2 separate regions of the Homo sapiens genome follow, and region 1 is linked to region 2. The links are chromatin contacts, found by Hi-C or POLR2A ChIA-PET in ENCODE. All regions are on one chromosome and are shown on one strand. The core of a region is the stretch at or near the end of the contact, and the rest is flanking DNA. Distances in the headings are between cores, read along the strand shown.

Region 1 (6,906 bases), core at 319-2,818, 500 kb after region 2:
AGGGGGAGCATGTGTGAATAATCAGCATTGCTGCTGTTGAAGCTCCATAAAGTGGGAAGCAGCGACTGCAAAGATCCAGAGATGGACATCTGAAGCATAGGAAAGGGGCAGCTTGAATGAGATAGGAGCAGGATCTGTATTGATTGCAGGTCACCAGATAGAATTAAAAAAATCTATGTTCTCACTAGTGGCTACAGTTTTCAAGGACAAATGACTATTAGTGGTTATTGTATTTTTCTTGTTTTCAATGGAGCAGCTCCATGACTTAGTTACATAAGAAGTTAAAGGCTCCACCCCCTTCCCTACCAATGTCTTAAGCTGTCCTCCGTGTGCATACAAACTTTGTTTCCAGACTGCCCTCGTGTGACTCAGTCCCTGGACCAGCTTCCCAGCCCCTTCTGTTTCCAGCACATCCTCCTCCACGTGTTACAGGATTACAAAGCTTTGCACAGCCTTTCAATAGGGTTTAGAGCAAGAATGACAGATTGCTACCTGGTAGGCAGCACTGACTATAGTTTTATTGGCGTTGCGTAGAGTGACTGCATGACATGCAGGTTGTGCTTTTGTTTTGCCAGGAATTTAAAGGCATTTAGCAAAGCCGTATGAAATTATCTGCCTTATGTACCTCGAATGTGAGGTAATGAACTTGTCATTAGTCGTGTTTTAGTTTAGTGTTCTCGCTGGAATTTGCAAAAGATTAAAATTCTGCACATTTCATTAAGTCTTCCACATGGGCTCAAAATACCATCCCGCAGGCTCGACCTGACTTGCCACGTTGCTTTGACACCATCTCTGATTCCAGTGAACAAAACTAAGTAAGTGTGACTTACAGCCGCCCTACCAAACATTGAAGGTGTGAGCCTGCACTGTTGTTTTGTAATGACAATGACAAGAGTATAATGACAAGAGTATAATGACATCCTAGTCCATGAAGACATGTTTTCTCTTTTCCCTCCCTCTATGTATACTTACTTACTCTTAAGGAAATAATATAATTTCTATTTCTGCTTAAATCTGCCATCTCTACTTAGAATTATTTTCCCTTGAAAAATTAAATTGCATTATCCATCAGCCAAATGGAAAATCTGATTACTAAATGCCTACTTCTAGACATTATGAATTACCTGTAATATCACATTTCTTGGGCACTTCTCAGAATGCTATGATTTTACATAAAAGCATAAATTACAGAATGAGAAGAGTAAAGCTTAGTGCATATTATGCAGGTTCGCAGAGTGATATGTGGCCTACGACTGTCATTGTAATCAAAATTGATTTTTGATCATTTATAAAACTAAAACAACTAATTGAAAGCAAATTTACTTTAACTGATGAAATTCAAGATGAAGTGACAGTAGTCATGAATCACAGTTCTGTAGATCTGCTAAAATGCCAATGAACTGTTATTAATGGTGAAAGTGTTTAATATATTAATGGGAATCCAAGTAAGGAAAATAAAACACATATTTTGCCCTTACCTTAAGTCATGTTGACATCATACATAAATCAGGTAGAATTTGAAGATGTTTCATCCAGCATTCATCATGAAGCAACAGAGTCAATAGCGGGCAGTTACAGTCTGTAGGCAATGCTTTCTGGTGTGGATTATGCAAGAAACTTACAGTCATTTGGCTTCCTTTATTCCCCTTTGCATGTAAACTACCAGGTGGTAGGTAGACCCATTCTTGGCTGCCAGTATTTTTACCACTTGGATAGATTCTGCTCTCTGAGGTCTTTAAGACAAACACAGCACATGTACATTGTGATATAGGAGAAAGAACATCAGACAGAGGCAGAGAACTGGGCTTGTCAAAATTAAGGGTGACCTAGAGCCTTAGTGTCCTTATATGTAAGATGAGAAGCTTGGATTAAAATTCATTGCTCCTTACACTTGATTTTTATGCAGCAGAACTTTCTTCAAAAGAGATCACTCCTGGAATCCCAATATACAAAATGGATAAAAGTAGGATTGTTCTGAAGTAAAGAAGTAAAATCCAGAGCCCCACTTATTTGAGTCATCTCCTACCTTTTAGATGGTTATTAACATTGTTTCTAGTTCAGAAATTCTGATGTTTTATATTAATTTAAACTAAAGTTAAATTAGGACTAGAAGAGCCATTTCGTGTGAAAATAGACATAGTCTGAGTGATTTAGGCAAACCCATAGTGACAGATTTAGTGGCCTGATACACTGGCTTGGAAAGATCTGTTCCAAGTCAGTCTCAATACACAAGGCTCGGTGAACACATGGCGAGCAGTCTTGGTGGTGGTCAAGAACATGGAATTTGCTGTGAGAGAGAGCTTGGTTAGGGTCTGGGCTCTTCCATCTGTTAACTGCAAACTTGAGCAAGTTATTCAATCTCCCTAATATTCAGTTTTCTCATTCATAAAATGGATTGATAATGGTACCTTCTATGTACAGTTACTGTGGGTATTAAATGAGGTAATAAGCCTGTAAAACTCCTGGCATGATGACATTGGCCTACATTAATTGCTCACAGAGTGAGAACTTATTATAAACACAGGCATTTTTGTTGAATGACTGACTGATTGAATGAATGAATATAGAACTAGCTTTCTATTTGTGATGTATGGAATATCTCTATTTCATTTAATTTCATTTTGAATATTAAAATTCAGGCTTGCTTTTAAACCAAAGTATTTGCTGATGCAAAGAATGAAATTCTGACTATGATACAGTTACATAACTTTTGAAGAAATAAGAAAAATGCTAACACAGCATGAACAACTTTGATTTAGAGAACAGAGTCTCTGTTAAAATCCATGGGACTTGTCAACTTCATATTTTTGTTTATGAGCATAAAACACTCTTTAGTGCATGTCGGAATCATTTGATGCTTGCTGAATCACAGGTTGCTGGAACCCATCCCCAGATTCTGATTCAGTCTGAGATGAGGTCTGGGAATTTGCATTTTTAACTTGTTGTCTGGTGATGCTGATGCTAGTGGTCTGAGAATACACTTTGAGGATCACTTTTTCACAGTAAAAGTCACAGTCATTAAGCAAGTTAACTCAATGAGAAATGATAATGAAAAGGCATGTACCTAAATAGATAAAGGACCTATACCAGCTATGAATTTGAGTTCAGCAATAATTGTAAAATTTGTAATTCTTTTCAGGTATTTGGTTTTTAAAAAACTCCCTATGTATGCTTTTATCTTATGTTTTATATGGTGTCCCTCTTTTCCTCTCTTTCTCTCTAATCCAGTTTTTAATGTGAACATGTTTAATGTGAAAATGTTGTTCAAAGCAGAAGCGAACCTTTTGTGTAACCTTGGCGGTATTAAGTTTGTTTGTAAGCTATTTCTGCCCTGTTAGCTTCTGTACTGAAACACGTTTTCTTGCTTTTGTTGCAGTATGGAAGAGAAGAGAGCGACTGGACAATTGTGCTATCCTGAATGGAAAATAGAGGATACAATGGAAAATAGAGGATACCAACTGTATGCTACTGGGACAGACTGTTGCATTTGAATTGTGATAGATTTCTTTGGCTACCTGTGCATAATGTAGTTTGTAGTATCAATGTGTTACAAGAGTGATTGTTTCTTCATGCCAGAGAAAATGAATTGCAATCATCAAATGGTGTTTCATAACTTGGTAGTAGTAACTTACCTTACCTTACCTAGAAAAACATTAATGTAAGCCATATAACATGGGATTTTCCTCAATGATTTTAGTGCCTCCTTTTGTACTTCACTCAGATACTAAATAGTAGTTTATTCTTTAATATAAGTTACATTCTGCTCCTCAAACAAATGCAATTTTTTGTGTGTGTTTGAAAGCTAATTTGAGAAAATTTCATAGGTTACATTTCCTGCAGCCTATCTTTATCCACAGAAAGTGTTTTCTTTTTTTTAAATCAAGACTTTTAAAACTGGATTTCCTCCCATCACTGTTTTTTGAAGGTCCTCCAAGTCCGTGTTAAGGTAAATATCTGTTTTCTTCCTGATGTCACAGCCTGAGCATACTCTGTGCATTAGGAAGACCTGAGTGCATTTCCCACCATTGTCCTTTCCACATTATGTTGTAGCTGGCTGGCTGTCAGGCGACTACAAGACTGAGGGTCTTGTGCCTTATAGATCTTTGTATCCCCCATGGCTGACATATAGTAGGTACTCAGTAAATGGTTTTATAATGAATCAGTGAACATTTTGCTTCTATAGAAGTGTACCTTCTTTGTTTCTATATTATGAAACCTCTTTATTAGAATTTGTGATTGATTCTGACAGTGTATAGATTTACCTTATATTGTCTTTATTTTCCATGAGCTACTAAGTCATTAGAGATACTCTGAAGCATAGTTAGTTTAGGAAATCACTTCATATTGATTGTATTAGAATTATCTTGGAATTGAAGATATATCCCTAGAGCAGGGGACCCCAACCCCCAGGCCATGGGCCACACAGCAGGAAGAGGTGAGTGGTGGGCCATTGAGGAGCTTCATCTGTATTTATGGCTACTTCCCATCACTCGAATTACCACCTGAACTCCACCTCTTGTCAGCTCAGTGGCAGCATTAGATTCTCATAGGAGCACAAATCCTATTGTGAACTCTGCATGCAAGGGATCTAGGCTATGCGCTCCTTATGAGAATCTAATGCTTGATGACCTGAGGTGTAACAGTTTCATCCTGAAACCACCCTTCACCCTGCAGTCTGTGGAAAAATTGTCTTCCACAAAACTGGTCCCTGGTGCCAAAAATGTTGGGGACCACTGCTCTAGAGAGAGGTCATGATATCATACCAACCAAATGGAAATGACAAATGTTTTATGTCAAGTGTTAATTGCAGAAATAAATCTTTTTTTTTTTTTTTTGGTAGAAAACAAAGAGGCATACTCTGATTTTTATACTCTGTTTTTGCAGGTGCTCTTTTCTTTGAATGGAGATTTGATGAGCAAGTGGTTAGGATGCAGGGAGAGCTACTATGGGTGATATTTTCCTTGTTTAGGAGCTGTGAGTTAAAATTGTATCCTTTGTGGTTTATCTAAGGAAAGTCAAATCTTGACAGAAAACATTTTTCCTTGGAAGGTCAACTCTCAGACATTGTATTTTGGTTTCCCTCAGTCCTCATAACTTCCTTCTTGCTGAACATATTTTATTCTCTTTTCAGAGAAGGAAAATAAAAAGGATTCTAAAAGTTTGATGCATTGGAAAAATTTCCTTGAGGCATTTAGCAACACATAGAAAATGGGCTTTGATTCTTTTCCAAAACTTTTAGCCATAGGGTCTTTTATAGACAGGGATAGTAAAATGAAAATTGAGAAATATAAGATGAAAAGGAATGATAAAAATATCTTTTAGGGGGCTTTTAATTGGTGATCTGAAATCTTGGGAGAAGCTGTTCTTTTCAGGCCTGAGGTGCTCTTGACTGTCGCCTGCGCACTGTGTACCCCGAGCAACATTCTAAGGGTGTGCTTTCGCCTTGGCTAACTCCTTTGACCTCATTCTTCATATAGTAGTCTAGGAAAAAGTTGCAGGTAATTTAAACTGTCTAGTGGTACATAGTAACTAAATTTCTATTCCTATGAGAAATGAGAATTATTTATTTGCCATCAACACATTTTATACTTTGCATCTCCAAATTTATTGTGGCGAGACTTGTCCATTGTGAAAGTTAGAGAACATTATGTTTGTATCATTTCTTTCATAAAACCTCAAGAGCATTTTTAAGCCCTTTTCATCAGACCCAGTGAAAACTAAGGATAGATGTTTAAAAACTGGAGGTCTCCTGATAAGGAGAACACAATCCACCATTGTCATTTAAGTAATAAGACAGGAAATTGACCTTGACGCTTTCTTGTTAAATAGATTTAACAGGAACATCTGCACATCTTTTTTCCTTGTGCACTATTTGTTTAATTGCAGTGGATTAATACAGCAAGAGTGCCACATTATAACTAGGCAATTATCCATTCTTCAAGACTTAGTTATTGTCACACTAATTGATCGTTTAAGGCATAAGATGGTCTAGCATTAGGAACATGTGAAGCTAATCTGCTCAAAAAGATCAACAAATTAATATTGTTGCTGATATTTGCATAATTGGCTGCAATTATTTAATGTTTAATTGGGTTGATCAAATGAGATTCAGCAATTCACAAGTGCATTAATATAAACAGAACTGGTGGCACTTAAAATGATAATGATTAACTTATATTGCATGTTCTCTTCCTTTCACTTTTTTCAGTTTCTACATTTCAGACCGAGCTTGTCAGCTTTTTTGAAAACACATCAGTAGAAACCAAGATTTTAAAATGAAGTGTCAAGACAAAGGCAAAACCTGAGCAGTTCCTAAAAAGATTTGCTGTTAGAAATTTTCTTTGTGGCAGTCATTTATTAAGGATTCAACTCGTGATACACCAAAAGAAGAGTTGACTTCAGAGATGTGTTCCATGCTCTCTAGCACAGGAATGAATAAATTTATAACACCTGCTTTAGCCTTTGTTTTCAAAAGCACAAAGGAAAAGTGAAAGGGAAAGAGAAACAAGTGACTGAGAAGTCTTGTTAAGGAATCAGGTTTTTTCTACCTGGTAAACATTCTCTATTCTTTTCTCAAAAGATTGCTGTAAGAAAAAATGTAAGACAAAAAAAAAAAAAAAAAACAAACAGAGGCAGAGGCAGGCAGTAGCAAGAAAGCAGAGCGTAACATCAGCTAGATGGTAACATGCAATGTCAGCTCTCTTGAAGACATGGGAAACCTAAGTTACACCTTGGGTTAAAATTCTTCACCATATTAGTTTTGTTGCTTCATAAAATTTACCTAAGCAAGTGGTCTTGCTTGCCTCAAATCCAAGCAGTCTTGAACACTTGGAGGCAATTAATGAGTATATCTTAGTCAAAAGAATTGTTGGAGCTTTTTATTAAAGCTACAGTTTCAGTTCTGCT
Region 2 (7,747 bases), core at 3,369-5,868:
TGAATTTTTACTCAAAGTACTATCTGGAATACTTACATGATGAGCATTATAATAGAAATCTTATGTATTCATATTATACTATATATAATATTATAATCACTTATATTTGAAAGTGAATATTCAGATATTAATGTTAATCAGAATAACAAACCTTGTTTGTGTTCCTGACATTATATTATAGAGTAGGCATTCAACCATTCTGCCTTTCGAAAGTCAAGGTCAAGTCTGAAACTGAAACCAAACAGTAAATTTTGTCTGAATTCGGAGGCTGAAGCCAGACTTCAGTGTATCCTAAATTATGTATGTATGTGTATTTTCCAATTTTGCTCAAAGACCATTATTACATTTTTAAAAGTGGTTTAGAGTCTCATAAAAATTTAACAGAGTGAACATTGGTAACATTGGAACTTACCTTTCAGAAGTCAAATCTTAGAGCTCTCTTCTTCAGGACTTTTTAAGCCTAAAATTTAGAATTATTATTATTATTGTTTTTTGAGATGGAGTCTCACTCTGTCACCTAGGCTGGAGTGCAGTGGCACAATTTCAGCTCACTGCAACCTCCGCCTCCTGGGTTCAAGTGATTCTCCTGCCTCAGCCTCCCAAGTAGCTGGGATTATAGGTGCACACCACCATGCCCTGCTAATTTTTGTATTTTTAGTAGAAACGGGGTTTCACTATGTTGGCCAGGCTGGTCACGAACTCCTGACCTCAAGTGATCCTCCCACCTCGGCCTCCCAAAATGCTGGGATTACAGGCTTCAGCCACCCTGCCCTGGAATTATTATTATTTTTTTAATCAAGAGAAAAAATAAGACTATCTCTGGGTGGAGGGCTATAGTATATGTGTGGGTAGGGGTAGGGGAAGTCCATGGATAAGCTTCCTTTGGTGGAGCATGGGCTTTGTATCCACACAATCTGTATTCAAATTTCAGTTTCTCTGTTTTCTAGCTGAATGGTCTTGGGAAATTGGCTTATTTTCTAGACAGTTGGTGTCTCCACTTCCAAAACTGAGGCAACAAAATATACCTTTCAGGGTTGTTGATAATATTAAATGGGTTAATTTATGTAACTGTCTAACATAGAGTTACACTATGCATATTACAGAATTTACTGTCACCTAGTAAACAGTAAAACAGTGCATGGCTCTTCCTCAAGGGAAAAAGTTTTGAAGAGGGAAAATGCAAGTGTGTGATTAAACCTCTGCCTTTACTAAACAAACTAAATACATCACTGAGTGCCTCTTCCGTCTTTTCTTTAATCTTGTGCTAGTTACTATGCCCATCCACATATAGAATTATCTGGAGGCCAAAAATATCTGAGCTCCTCAAGATGAAAAGTGTTGTTCTAACCAGTTCTTTCAGCCACATCAAAAATGGGCCACACATGAAAGTTTGATCTCACCATCCCCCTCTCACTTTTTCCCCTTAGCTTTCAGCTAAGACAGCTGCTGGATTCAGCCCTTTTCTGTGTCCCTCAGAGAGCTATGAGAACTGAACCAGAGCAGCTACACACCAGCCATTTCTCCATGACCAGGAAAATCCCTGAGCATGCCCACGACACTAAGCATATCTCTGGAAAATAGATGAGTAGGGAAGCATTTTGCAGTGGGTGGGCTGGAATTCATCCCATTCTGCATGAATTTCAGAGTCTTTCCTTTGAAGTTCAGTCCCTGACCTACAATTTGGAAGAACTGGGAATGTTTCTATTACCGTTATCATCAGTAGTGGTTTTATTGTTACTCACATTATGAAAGATATTTCTTCTTATCTTGAAATAGGGCAAATGAAGTATGAGGAACAATGCTTGAAAGTAAAAATATGCTTCTCATTTTTCTGGGATAATGCTTAGAAAATGTGATGGCCATCTAAGACAAAGCTTACTTAAGTGATTTAACTATCATTTTAAGGAATTCATTTTTTAAAAATCTCATTTATGGTTCATCACTTCAGTATTTTTATGCTGAGTTGCCATATCTTATTTAATTAACTTGCTTATTGTTTTGTGACAATCGTATCCTCTTTTGGTATTCTCACTTTTTACATGAAATAGTAAATATATTTCCTAAGTTCCAGGAAAAAATGAGAACACTTTAAAGAGCTGGAAGTATACTATATCTCACGCTTGATGCCAGTAAAAACAACCCACAAGCCAATAAAGGGAAGACAAAGGAAATGCAGTGTCTGCAATGAGTCATTTAACAATATGGTAGTAAAAGGTAAAAAAGAAAGCCCTGGATTGTTTACACTCTTCTTCTGCCCCTCAAATACCCCATCGAAGCCCTTCAACTTTAGCAGATCATTATTTGCATCTACTTTTTTAAGGAAAGAGAGAGCAGGCAACATGTCCTTTACTGCCTCTACCCTGAATTTCTTCAGATGGCTAAAGAGGAAGAGACTAACCCCCTCTCCAGGGAAAACTCCTCATCTATGCCCTGTTCTCATTCTCTCCAGCCTTCTCCACGGCCTTGCCCTCCATCAGTCATCCTTCTACAAAGTGTCAATCACTCTTGATTCTTCTTGATTTCTCCTTGACCTATTAATGGAAACATGCTGGGTGTTTCCCATCCCCATTTTAATGTCCCCTCTGCTTTTCTACCTTCATTACAAAATGGTCACTTTAAATCTAGGTCTCCCACTCTACAAAAATGGTTCTCCTAAATGTCCCCAGTGGCCTCCCTAAACACAAATTCATTGGACTTTTCTCTATTCTTACCCTCTCTGATCTCGGCAGCATCTGACACTGCTGACACCTACTTCCTGTTGAATTCTCTTCCTTGAAGTCTTAGACTCCCCTCTCTGAACCTTTAACCTCACTGTACCTCACAGATTTTCCTTCACTTCTACTCATTAAATGAAATACTACAAAGAGTCTTTCTTGACCCTCTTTTTATCTTACTCTCTTTGGTGATCTTTTTTGGAAAGCTTATTTACTCAACTTTTTCAACTTTCTGCAAATGACTCCAAAATACGTGTTTCCAGTCCTGACTTCTCTCCTAATTCAGCATCTGAATTTCCAGTTGCCTGCTAAACTGCCATATCTCCAAAACAATTAAAATTTTAAATTTCAAAGCCAAATGAAGCATCTCATCTTTGAAATGTTCTCATCTAAACTAATACATTTTCAGCCTCCAAGAGCATTTGGGAGCACATTCAGCCTCTCCCTTTCTCTCATACCCTACATGAATTTAAACGGTGAAAAAAAAGATGAAACTTTGAAACCAGACTGACTTGGGTTGAATCCCTGTTGTGCCACTTTCCAGAACTGTGACCTCAGGTTAATTGCGTGATCTCCCTGAGTTTCTTCATCTGAATTAATCAGGTACCCATATTTACTCAGCCCAGGTATTGCACCAGTTAAATGAAACAATGTTCACAAAGCACCTTCTATGTGCCTGACGTATCACAGCCAGGCAAATAATTTTTATACATTTTTAGTTTTGCTTACAAATAGTCTCTTTTATTGTAACATTTTCTCTTTTGATATTACTGACATTGTCACCACCTTAGTTTTGCGTCTCATTACCACTTGCCTGATGATTGCAACTTTTCTAAAAATATTTTCTTGCTTATCTCCCAGCCTCCTGTCCATCCTCGTTACTACTGCTAGAACTCCTTCTAGAGCACTATTATCTTGCAATGCTACATGGCTTACAGAATAGATGACAAGCTCCCCATCTTAGTATTTAAGTTTCTCCACAACCTGTTCCTTGTCAACCTTTTAAAATCACGGCTGCATATGCAGTCCCCTGAGCCCAGTGCTTTAGCCAGACTGGACCCTTAATTCGACATTCTTTACTTTCCTAGCTCCTTACTTTTGATCACTCATGCTCTTTGCCAACTGGTGGTGTCTGGTTAGGCCATGTGGCCATGGGGCCAATTGTCTGCATTTATTAAAATGGTACCAAGAGGAAACCACAGGAAATAGCCTTTACTTGACATAAAAACTATGTGCCAGAAACATTTCTAAGTGCTTTGGAGATATTAACTCATTTAATCCTTATAACAACCTTATGAGTTAAGCACTATTAGGATCGTAATTCAGAAGATTAAGAAACTGAAGCATACACAAAAAGTTATGCCAGGTTTCCAAAATCATTATAAATAGCACAGCCAAGCTTCAAATACATATAGCGCAGATAGTTGAAATCGTCAAGAGTCTGTGCTTCACTTATCACTATGCTGACTTTCCTAAAAGTTTGTCCGGAGCAGCACCAACGTAAGTAGTTTTAACTGAGGTTGCCAGTCTCCGTGAAGCTAGACACCAACGATTAGGACCAAAAAGGTCAGGAATGAGATGCATTGATGTGTGAGGAAGTTCAAGGTTGACAGTTGCAAGATGAGCAGATGGGAATTTCCTGAGCCCAAGTTCAGGGGCTCATGACACCTTTAAACACAGTACCCATGACCTCTGTGATGGCCAAGTTGGGAGAGCTAAGGGATCTGACACAAGCAAGTCTGTCTGGTTAACAGTCATCTGTCTCACCCTGTCCCCATGAGGTGAGAGCTTCCTGGGAGGAGGAATTATGCATTCCTAACCTTTGTGGCCTCCTAGTATCTGACATAGCACTCTTATTTAGTCAATACACATCAGGTGCCTATGTGTGTTAGGAACGGTATGGGGTTTGGGACATTTCATGGTTTCTTCCCCCAGAGTTGCTACGGTACTTTTTCTCTGATTTGATCTGTAAATTGTATTTGTACAAGACATGTGATTGCCAAGAGCTTTCTCCACAGTCTTTGCAGAAGCAATATAAATCACCTTAAAACCACAGGGCTTTCTGGAAATGAATTAGGGCTGAGACTTAAAGAACCGACTCTGGGGAATTTTAATTAGAACTGCAAATTCATCACACAGATTCTTTGCCATTTGGTGAATCAAACCTATCCCAATAAAACTGCTGTGCTTGGCTCAATTACAAGTGCTATGCCGTCTCCTCTGTATTCCTTCTGGTATCCTGCATAGTGTCTAAATATAGTAGGTTTGCTATACATGCTAGATGAATGCATGTCTGATGATAAGAAATGCTAGTGAAACTTTCACATCTGAGCACTTCTCGTTTTTGTCTCTGAAGTTTAAAGTTGTTTTCCTCAGGGGGAAAGTTGGCTGGTACAATGGAGAAGTGTCTGGGCTATTGATCACAAGTCTCTAACTCTAGAATTTAGCAAACAACAAAAAAAGTTTGAGATAAATGTCTCTATTTTAAAAGCTTACACAAAGTAAAGTTCATTCTGTACACTATTGACCACCAACCTAGACATTCAATGTTTTCTTCCACTTGGGATAAAAAAAGAGGTTTTCACTGCATTTTCTCCTAAATCATATAATTATAGGGGTTTTGAAATTACTGGACCTAGTCTTTGCCCTTCAGGCAGAAAGTATGTTTAAAATTTTCCCTAAGTAAAAATCATTACAGTTGTGTCTTGAATTTTGTATGTAGCATTAGTTCATAAAGACATAGAGGGAATAGGTACTGGCTTGCTTTATTTGCAGTGTCATGAAGAAGTCAGATGTAGCTAAACCTTTTCTTTTGTGTAGTCCTTGAAGTGGTATAAAAAAGGAATTGATGTGGTTTCATCAGTCCTAAACCAGAATCTGTCCCCAACACTGACCTACTAAGAAAATAAGAAATAAGTCAGCTTGGTTGCTTCTTGTCCATTTATAACCTGAACACTTTTTTAACGGTTAGGGACAACTTTTGATGAAGTAAAGACAAATTTCAGTATCAGCAGAGACTATATTAACACATGCTTTATAGTAATTAAAATAAATTAATGGCAATGATACAATAAAACTCCACTGTTCTTTAAAAAAAAAATTTCCCTGAGCAGATTAGTTTGTCTTGTTTTTAAGATACGTTTAGAGATTGCACAACCACCACCAATAGCCAGTTTAGTGTTTAATAGCCCAAGTCTTCTTTCTTTCTTTCTTTCTTTTTTTTTTGAGATGGAATTTCGCTCTTGTTGCCCAAGCTGGAGTGCGATGGCGTGATCTCGGCTCACTGCAACCTCTGCCTCCTGGGTTCAAGTGATTCTCCTGCCTCAGTCTCCCGAGTACCTGGGATTACTGGCGAGCGCCACCGCGCCCAGCTAATTTTTTTGTATTCTTAGTAGAAATGGGTTTCACCATGTTAGCCAGGCTGATCTCAAACTTCTGACCTCAGGTGATCTGCCCACCTCTACCTCCCAAAGTGCTGGGATTACGGGCATGAGCCACCGCACCTGGCCTCAAGTCTTATTTCTAACCGAAACTTTCCAACCTTTCTTTCTTGTCTCTTCAGTGGAGCTGGAGAACAACTAGGTAACTTTGTGTAATTACTTTATGAAGTCATTTCTTTTTCTCAAGAAAAGACATTTAAAAATTTAGAAAGTATAGTTAGTGAATTATAAACCCCTGCATTACAGTGCCTTCCTGTACATAAAAATGCTTATATTAATATAGAGACAAATAACATGGATATATGTTGTAACTAAACAAATATTTGAGATTGAGTCTTGGTTCTAACTCTTACTAGCTGTATGGTTTTAAAGGAATGTAATATCATCTTTATGAAATTCTGTTTCTTTATGTAATATAATCTTTATGAAATTCTGTTTCTTTATCTAAATTAATGTGCAAAATGAAATCACAATAACTTAACAGAGAGGTTTTCTTATACCATGAAACAATGTTGATTTGGGGATGGGAGCATGCCAGCTTAGCAATAATCCAATACTACTCAATTATCACAGCAGAATAGGAAATTAGACTCGTATGCCTACTTTGTTCATGAGGCTGTAAATTCTTCAGGACAGGGATTCTGCCTTATTAATCTTCATAGCCTCTATTACCTGTGCAATGTACAACATAGGTATTTAGCAAATATGTATGGGATTTAAAAATTGTCTGATTGAAATATTCGTAATACTTTAAATATTAGCTGGGCTGTGCAAAGTGTCTCATACCTATAATCTCAGCACTTTGGGAGGCCAAGGCGGGAGGATCACTTGAGCCCAGGAGTTTGAGGTCAGTCTTGGCAACATAATGAGACAACGTCTCTACAAAAAACTGAAAAATAAAAAATTATCTGGGTGTGGTAGCACGTGCCTGTAGTCCTAGCAACTCAGGAGGCTGAGGTGGGATGATTGCTTGAGCCTGGGAGGTTGAAGCTGCAGTAAGCTGTAATCATACCGCTGCACTCCAGCCTGGGCCAACTAAATAAATAAATGTATGTTAGCTGGTTACCTGAAGGGAGACTTGATATACCAAAATAATTCCTTCTCATCTTCAAGGTGTAGAAAGACATTTTCCTTCTTGTACTTCATATATATCAGCATGAAGATTTTAAATTTATCAACAAACTAAACCCAAATTGAGTAATATAACATGTTCTAAATCCTGGAAACGCTTCTTTGCCCTGAAACTATATGTTCATTCTAAAAGGAGAAAAAAAATAGATCATATAGAGCAACAAGATTAAATATTAGACAAAGAAGGAAGTAAGACATTTGAAAACTGACATGACTGAAGGAAGCAACGCACATTTAAATGGCAAATATTTTACTCCAGGGACTTGGCTAAAGCATTTGAAAATCTAGGGGCCAATTATGTGAACTCTGAAGACTGTCGGGAGGGTAGTTACGACTATGTGGGTGCTGGAAAAGAATATGTCTTTTCTTTGCACAGGCTTCCAGAACTAGTTCTCATGAATGCCTAAAATATTTGTTGTGGTGTTTTATAAAGTCATGTCAGGAGCTTTTTTTTTTCCCCCC

Evidence for each region. A loop is a pair of places that touch in the nucleus more often than their neighbours do. ChIA-PET counts read pairs that join two places held with the same protein, here RNA polymerase II (POLR2A). Pooled maps may share reads with other maps.
Region 1: a loop to region 2 is called in a pooled map, with 18 times the contacts of the local background. The contact joins the promoter of BCAT1-AS1 here to the enhancer-like site in region 2. A Hi-C loop is called at or near these places in 4 of 37 single-sample maps with no recorded cell type and 11 of 50 pooled maps. POLR2A ChIA-PET finds 5 or more read pairs at or near these places in 1 of 52 experiments (activated T-cell).

What each region holds. Positions count from the first base shown.
Region 1 is chr12:24,814,520-24,821,425 of GRCh38, reverse strand. It overlaps BCAT1-AS1 (BCAT1 antisense RNA 1), which reads right to left and starts at 1,568. Exons shown (of 4, transcript XR_007063245.1): 1 at 1,479-1,568. It overlaps BCAT1 (branched chain amino acid transaminase 1), which reads left to right. Exons shown (of 11, transcript NM_005504.7): 11 at 3,377-6,906. The coding sequence ends at 3,418.
Region 2 is chr12:25,317,547-25,325,293 of GRCh38, reverse strand. No RefSeq gene overlaps it. Among named protein-coding and RNA genes, the nearest start is that of KRAS, 70 kb to the right of the region's middle. Within about 2 kb of position 4,618, at least 2 of the 41 ENCODE cell types and tissues checked have a DNase peak (open chromatin) inside an H3K27ac peak, as active enhancers do.